2 separate regions of the Homo sapiens genome follow, and region 2 is linked to region 1. A link is a loop called in an ENCODE intact Hi-C map of the cell type or tissue named here. Cell type or tissue: Caco-2. All regions are shown on one strand. Links, peaks and the distances in the headings refer to the core of each region. The heading gives the core; the rest is flanking DNA.

Region 1 (4,403 bases), core at 229-4,228:
TATTTGGTCCCAATATGCAATGGGTCATTTAAAATGCGATCCATCAATGCAGGCTTAGTGCTCAAAACCACCCTACAATTTGATCCCCACACCCTCTTCAGAGGTTACAACATTGAGCAAACTCTCCATGCAAAGATTGCCAAGTAGATTTCACCACAATGCTGCAAGTGACCAGAGGCTACACATTTTTTGTTTTTTTGTAGACACATTTATGGGATGGGTGGAGGTGTAACCTAACCAAACAGAGAGGGCCTCCAAAGGAGCCTGCACGTACCCCAAAGAAATAATTTCCAGTTATGGTCTCCCTTTGACAATTCAGTGTGAGACAATGGAGTGGCATTCATCTCTCCGGTAGTACAGTGAGTGTCTCAAATCTTAGACATTGAATGGAAACTTCAAGCAATGTAGTAATCATAATCCACAGGAAAGTCTGAAAAAAATTAATCATACTATAAAAAGAAAAATTGCTAAAATTAGTCAGGAAACTAATCTACGTTGAGACAAAGTATTGCCCTCTGCCCTTTTGAGAATTTGACTTGCTCCCTAAAGCAGGCTCCAGTGGAGCCCTTTTGAAATTATGTATGGGAGACCCTTCCTGGCCATTCTTGGGTTACAATCAGGAGATTAAATCTTAGAAAAAGAAGGAGGCATTATTCTTTATTTAAAATTATTTAATGAAATACCAACCTTTGTTCATGAGTTTGCTTCTATCAGGTTAGCCTTTCCCATGGGCATCCACTTAATCCCTTCCAGGATGAAGACCAAGTCCTATTTAAGACAAGGAGGGAACTGGACCAGATCATCAACTAGCCCCTCAATGGTTAAGACCCTATGAGGTCCTTCTGACTACTCATTCATGTGTAAAGTTGGCCAGAGTTAAACCATGGATACATTCTACATGGATAAAAATTGCCCCTCCTCAGACTGGTCTGTCACATAATGGACCTGAATGAACCTGTGAAACAACTGAAAACCTGAAGCTGCTTTTTAAGAAAATCTACACAGATAAGTAAAACCTTTTGTCATTTAATCATGAGATTCTGGCTAATCCCCACAGTAATATATGGGGTTAGGCTGTTTGCTGAAACTAATCATTTCCTACCATGGGCGCATTATGCAGATAGCTGAAAACAGGAAACTTATTGGGTTTGGGGCTGTTCCAGTCTCTAGCATTTCTGGATTACCTTAGTGGGTCTCACCCCTACAAGGTAATAATGGATTACAAACCTTTATGAAAAACTATTCACAAGAAAATCAGACCCCTGGGATCCTAACAAAAGGAAATGGAAGGTGATGGCTTGGCATTAATGTAACCCTTCACCATGCATGTCACAGAAAACCTTGTATATACATCAGAGAATTCAACAAATTCTGAGTGTGGTATTTCTCTCCTGATGGAGTTTCCCTCAGTAGAACTCATAATTTTGTCTATTAACAGCTGCTATACTGAGGAAGGCTTTTATCAAATTTGGGATGATTATATTTGGATGACCCCCACTACCAGCCACTTACATCAAATTGCTCTCTTATGCTGGAAACCAAAAGTTATTCTTTTGATTATTGGCCAAATATTACTAAGAATGTGGGCTGGATGCCTCCACACTGGTGTGAAGATACTCCAGTGCTTCAATAAACCCACTGGTTCACTACTGATTGGACACAGAGGCTGTGTGGGACTAATGATTGGAACTCACTACTGAGTGGTGATTGGAAATCACTACTGATTGGAACTCATTGGCTATGTGGGACTAATCGTTGGCCCTGGCTGCCCATTGCATGGATAGAATGGTGCATGTTGGGTTTCCCATTGGTCCAGAACCATTTGACCAAAACCACTGGACAAACTGCAAATTTCTCTAATGTGTTGTACCAATGGAACAGACCAGTTTTCCACTGATAAGACCATGTCCTATCTAATTTTAATCCCCAAGTTACTTTAGAAAATATTATCTGGCATGTCAAGACCCTCACAAACTATAACCAACAAGTGCTAAAGGATGAATTCAAAGACATCTTTTTAGTGACTCTGAAATGACCACAAGGAGAAAAGCAGCCTTGCAGAATTTCATGGCCCTTGAAGTTCTCATGCTGCACAAGGGGGAACTTGTACCATAAACAAAACCAAATGCTATGTGTACATTCCAGACAATTCAGGAAACATCACCCTGACCCTTCAAGATATGCACAAAAATTTAATGCTATGTCCAACCCCACAATGTCACTAAACCAATAGTTATCTTTGTGGTTTAGATTAGAACCCTCTTAGTGGAAAACAATATTAATAATTCTAGCTGTGAGTATAGGAATAGAAATATTTTGTTGTTGTGGATTATATTGCTATTGTATTACATGTATGATATTGCAAGATTGCCTCTCTCAGAGGCTCCCGACAACCTGTTTAGTGATGTTGCAACAAATTGCCTCTGTACAACCTGGGACTCTTGAGTATTTCCAACTGCTGGTAACTAAGTTCCTTTCCTTGGCCCCATAGCAACACCCCTTTCGGAGGAAGTAGTTAGAATGAGTCAACACCCCAACTCTTCAGTACTGAGGCATGAAACAGTGACAGTGGGGATGTTGTAACTGAGCCTATATGATAAAAATCCTAAGATGTTTGTTTTACTTATCTTCCTCTTTCTTTGTCTTTTTCTTTCTCCATGTATGATAACTTGTACTTAAGTCATTTCAGTAGAGGTGGTCACCAACTCACTAATAACTGATTAACTTCATATCCTGACTCCTGGTGGCTGCCAATAAGATTAATGAACCTTTTTTTTCATTCAAAGAACAATAATCCTTATATCATGCAGACCTCCTTGATGTTGTCCAGAAGTTTGATCAGCCAAGGGAGGTAAGCAGCTTTGATCATTGAGGTCTCACCTCCTACATACCTACTGTATTCATAAATGTTCAAAGGCAGTAATGTTCAAAGGCAGGTCAGATTAAATATTTTGCCTGTCCTGTCTTGAGGATTTGGCCAAATTGTATAAACCTTTCTCTGCTCCTAAGCACTAATGTGTCAGTATTTGGCTTAGGATGCATGCAGTACTTGAAACTTGCTTTTGGTGTTCTACGGCAACAGTGCTTCCTCAGGAAACTTCAGCGTTTTATTCCTCAAAATCTCTCTTCCTACAAGGATTGAAAGAGAAAGTGTCAGTTTATTATTATATTTTCTTATTCCATGCTCCTCTGAAGAGTCTTCCCAACGTCCTATCTCTTAGCCTTGAAGAGCTTGCAATCTCATTGGAGATAAATTACAGAAAATAAGCAATCAGAATAAATACTTTTAAATTACAGGCTATGATGACTTTAAATTTAAGGGATATTAAGAGAAGAAAAAGATATAGACCAGGAATAAATAACATTTAGATGCTCAAGTCTGTATTTGTTTGAACACTTTCCTCTGGGGTCTGTGAGAGTTAAGGAGAGGACATAGAGCTTCATCAGATAGAAGAGATTCATTCTCATTATGTTGAAGGGTTTTCTATCTTGCCTAACCTTGTGAAGGTTTTGTTTGGCTGCTCTGGAGCACCTTAGCACATTTGTAAAAGCACTTTGGCAAGCACACTTGTCTTCATCAACAAAGGCAGTGACAGTCAAATGCTTTGTCTCCCAGTCTGTCATCTCCCTTTCTGCTTTTCCTGCACCATATCATATAGAGTTGTTGCTCAGGAACTTCCAGGCAGCCCAGTGTATCAGGCTGACTCAAACCTGTTTTAACAACTCTTAATAATGGTGACTGCCAAAATGAGAGTTGGGTGTGACTCAGTCATAAAGGAAATAAAATATTTCACCCCAAAATTTACTTCTTTGGCATATTTTGAGATGACTGTTCAGAGAGACCATAAACAGTAATACCCCTGCAAAGCTGCCTTTTGTCTGGGAGATTTGAATCTATAGAAAATTTGCATTGATGCAAGCCGGCTTTCTCTGAGGTCTTTCCTTGTCCAGGTCTAGGGAAGATTAACTGAGAGTCTGACCCCCTTAAAGCTCTAAAGAAACATTTTCCATCTATCTTCTCTGAGGGCTGCTACCTATGAGATTTCTTTTACATAACAAGATCACCTTTGCTAGCCAGGACTCCTCTTCTCTCTCTCTTATAACCTGTCTTACCACTATAACCTGATTTACCACTATAACCTGTTTTTGCTTATACTCTGATCCCCTATTCTTTCTGTAACTTCAAGATGGCATCTAAACTATTTTTTTTTGCCTGTTCAGCTGTGCTTTTATATCTATATACATATATACAGATATATATTTATAAATATATCTATATAGACATCCATCTTATATATGCTTTTATATAGAAGCTTATATATAAATGTTAATATATTTAGAAGCTTATATATAAATATTTATATATAATTTTCTCTATATATAATATATATTTACATATTTGT
Region 2 (4,403 bases), core at 100-4,099, 58 kb before region 1:
TATACACCATGGAATACTATGCAGCCATAAAAAAGAACAAGATCATGTTCTTTGCAGGAACATGGATGGAACTGGAAGCCATAATCCTCAGCAAACCAATACAGGAACAGAAAACCAAACACCACATATTCTCACTTATAAGCAGGAGCTGAACAATGTGAACATATAAATACAGGGAGGGGAACAACACACACTGGGGCTTATTGGGGGGTGGGGTGAGAGAGAGCATCAGGAAAAAATAGCTAATGCATGCTGGGCTTAATACCTAGGTGATGGGTTGAGGGGTACAGCAAATCACCATGGCACATGTTTACTTATGTAACAAACCTGCACACCCTGGAACTTAAAATTAAATTAAAATTAAAAAAGAATGAGATCATGCCCTTTTCAGGGACATGGATGGAGCTGGAGGCCATTAGCCTTAGAAAATTAACACAAGAACAGAAAACCAAATATCGCATGTTCTCACTCATAAGTGGGAGATAAATGATGAGAACACACAGACACGAAGAGGGGCACAACACACACTCAGGCCTTTTTGCACGGATGGAGCTAGCGTGGAGGAAGGGATCAGGAAAATAACTAATGGGTGCTACTAGGGTTAATATCTGGGTTATGAAATAATCTGTACAACAAACCCCATAACACAAGTTTACCTATGTAAAAAACTTGCACTTGTACCCCTGAACTTAAAATAAAAGTTAAAAAGAACCACATTTTCTTTTTAAAAAGAGGCTATTTAGGAAAACATGGTAACTGTAGTCATATGTTTGAGGAGCTAAAGCCCACTGCAAATAGGAAAAATATTTGAAAAATAAGACAATTCTGTTTCTCATGTGTCCAAAATCAACACATATTTTTATATAAGGAGAACTCAAGTGATACAACCAGGAATAATGAGTAAAAGAAAATGAAGAAATTGTTTATTTAAGTATTAACTAAATATTACAAATGCATTATATGTTTTAGATTAATGAAAAACTTTGTGACTTCATTGAAATATTCATCAAACAATCCTGTAAGATAGTTATTTTTATCTATAGTTTTAGTTGAGGAGACTTCATTTCAGGCTGAAGAAAACAAATTGCCCAAGGCCAAAGAGCAAAAATGGAACACAGGGACCTATTCTCAGGTCTCACGACTCCCAGACTTTCCTTTCTAATATTTTTCTAATATTCTAAGCTCATGTTCAGAATCTGGGTGAGGCAGTTTTTTGTTTTGTTTTGTTTTGTTTTTGTTTTTGTTTGGAGACGGAGTCTTGCTCTGTCACCCAGGCTGGAGTGCAGTGGCGTGATCTCAGCTCACTGCAAGCTCCACCTACCCGCTTCATGCCATTCTCCTGCCTCAGCCTCCCCAGCAGCTGGGACTACAGGCGCCCACCACCACACCTGGCTAATTTTTTGTATTTTTAGTAGAGACGGGGTTTCACCGTGTTGGCCAGGATGGTCTCGATCTCCTGACCTCGTGATCTGTCTGCCTCGGCCTCCCAAAATGCTGGGATTACAGGCGTGAGCCACCGCACCTGGCCAAGGCAGTTTTTATACTGCTGTACTAGCACTTACTAGAAAGATTACCTTGAATGAGCTCCAACATCTCTGACCTCAGTATGATCACCTCATAATATGGGAAATTCTACTACCTACTCTATACGATTATTTTTGGTACTAATTGGCTTAAGGTATAAAAATGTTTACAATATCAGTCCAAATAAACTTCAAATGTTAGCTAGTACTGTCATCGTTAATATTTCCTAACAATAAATGGCTTTAGTGCTGCACTGAGAAATGTTAAAACAATTGATTCTAGTGCTGCACTGAGAAATGTTAAAACAATTGACTCTCCAGGGAAGAGAAGAAGCCCCAATTTACTCATTTCAATTATCTAAATGTTCCCTCCACCCCTCCTTCTCTCTATACAGGCACCACTTTAAAGCTGCCAAAGTGGCATTACTGAATGTAGAGTTGGGAAGACAGCCACAAAATCTGTGTGAGCTGGTTTCAGCATACCACTTCCTACTATCATAATTTAAGTAAGGAAATTTCTTTGTTGTAAAATATTTCGTGATAATTTACTTAATATGAGATTTGGATGTAGGCAGGAAACAAAGTAATGAAAGTGATCATGCAAAGGCTTCATAAGAGAAAAATTGGCAAATTTGCTTTTGTTTCTCAACGGGAATGTGAGATGAGAAGAAAGTAATAAAGAGGAGGGAGGGAGAATCAGGAGAAGAACCGTTGATGTGCCAGTGGCTGGAAGACAAGGACATACCCTGAGAGTAAATATTTGGTTAGGAAAGAACTTTTATAGGCAGGATTGTCTAATGTAATCTGAACTTGTTTTTGTAAATGATTTTGTGTGAAATATTTAAACTCTTTTTAGCTCACTCCAGTTAACATGATGATTTACAATTCTCTGAATTGTTTGCTCTGTACCTTGGGACACATAGAATAAAGCTTTCCTGAGACTCCCAAATGTAGGCTGTAATTTGCTGTAGATGCTGGTGATTGTAAATTTTTTACAGTGATAATTTTAAAACCATATTTTTACAACTATTCAAAAATTTACAATTGTTTGCATTATATTTAACATTATTTGTATGACTTCTATTGCAGACTTTGTGTTATTTTAGTGGCTTACCAATTCACTGGTAGAATTCCACCAGCAGAGAGCAGTCAGTGCTCTGGCAGCTTCCTTTCAATCTTCCAATTTGGTCTTTTTATTATTTAGGCTGGATGCATTTGTTACCAGCAAAACCCTTTGCTTGAATTTTTTACAACTTTTTCCTTTCTGTTCCATTTAATTTGCATCTCTATTTTATTACAATTTGTCTTAAAAAGGAAGATATATGTCTGTATACTAAAAAGAAACCTGCACCCCATCTATTGCAGCACTATTTACCATAGCAAAGATACAGAACCTATTTACATGCCCAGTGGACTAATGAATAAAGAAAATGGGGCGTATATGCACAGTGGAATACTATTTGGTCCTAAAAAGAATGAAATCATGTCATTTTCAGCAACATGTATAAAAGTGGGGGAATTTATGTTAAGCCAAGCACAGAAAGACAAATATTGCATGTTCTGACTCATATGTGGGAGCTAAAAATTTGATCTCATGGAGGTAGAGAGTAGAATGATAGATACAAGATGCTAGAAAGGCTGTGTATTGGGAGAAGAGGGATGAAGAAGTGTTAGTTAATGGGTACAAACACACAGTTATATAAAAGGAATCAGTTCTAATGTTTTATAGTGGAAAGGATGACTATAGTTAACAACAATATATTGGATATTCCAAAATAGCTAGAAGTGAGGACTTGAAATGCTCCCAATATGTAAAGATTTTAAATAATTAAAGTGATGGATACCATAAATGTAGTTATTACACATTCTATGAATGTAGCAATATAGCAATGTATCACATGTGCCCCATATATGTGTAGAAATATTAGATATCATAAAATAAAATAGAAAGCAATAATATTATTTTCAAAAATAAAAATACATATCTAATTGTTATTCTTTGAATTAACAATATTTGAATACGAGGTATCCCTACATAAAACATAATCTTATAAATGTTCATGTTTTTATGTTTTTTTCTGTATTATTTTATTTTCTAGCTTTTTATGTCAATCAATTTAGCTTATTTGGATAAAACAAAATATGTATTTTTAAAATTAAATTATTGTTGAATGTAATTTTTGAAGAGACTTCTGCTTTCAACAGAAGTACAGCTAACGTAACCTCAAAAAATCAATTTTACGGAATAATTTTGACACGATTTTACTAAATATTGAACTGTTTTTTATATTATCATGATTTTTATCCATCCTAAAAAATTGTGTCACATGCCCAAGGAACTACTCCTCAGAATTCATATGAGTAAGACCTCCACCTTTGAAGTTTAGATTTCATCCCCATGGGGCCTGCATCCCTCAGCTCAGTTGGCCATTACAAAATATCAAAGACTCAGTGGCTTAACTGACTTGTATTTGCTCACAGTTATGGAAGCTGGAATCCAAGATCAAGGTTATGGCAGGGTTGGTTTCTGGTGGGTCCTCTCCTCCTGGCTTGCAGGTGGCCACCTTCTACTGTGTCCTCACATGGTCTTTTCTCTGTGTGCATATACTTTTTATGTCTCTTTTTTTCCTTATAAGGACACAGTCCTATTGAATTTAAGCCTCACCCTTATGACCTCATTTAATCTTAATTATCTCCTTAAAGGTTGTATCTCCAAACACAGTTACAATAGAGTGTTGGGATTCAACCCATAAATTTTGGAAGGTCACAATTCAGTCCATAATTAAGCCACATCTACATTTATAAATTTTGATTATTTGAAACTCCTCTCTTTGTTCCTTTAGGGAGAAGGGTGGTAACTTTCTATTATCTAACTAACAT

Evidence for each region. A loop is a pair of places that touch in the nucleus more often than their neighbours do. Peaks named below come from ENCODE experiments on the same cell type or tissue, not always from the same donor. Only the 100,000 strongest peaks of a DNase experiment are listed, where the experiment ranks them.
Region 2: it touches region 1 in a loop (4-fold over the local background); 2 of 110 quality-filtered maps call a loop at or near these places.

The regions. Positions count from the first base shown.
Region 1 is chr4:31,983,158-31,987,560 of GRCh38, reverse strand. LOC107986222 (a long non-coding RNA gene) reads left to right here. Exons shown (of 4, transcript XR_001741502.2): 4 at 754-3,068. Among named protein-coding and RNA genes, the nearest start is that of LINC02506, 12 kb to the left of the region's middle. In Caco-2, for the core only: no CTCF peak of the experiment used is centred there; a DNase peak (open chromatin) is centred at 2,500.
Region 2 is chr4:32,040,951-32,045,353 of GRCh38, reverse strand. The region is part of intron 1 of LINC02506 (long intergenic non-protein coding RNA 2506); the gene reads right to left. Among named protein-coding and RNA genes, the nearest start is that of LINC02506, 46 kb to the right of the region's middle. In Caco-2, for the core only: no CTCF peak of the experiment used is centred there; no DNase peak of the experiment used is centred there.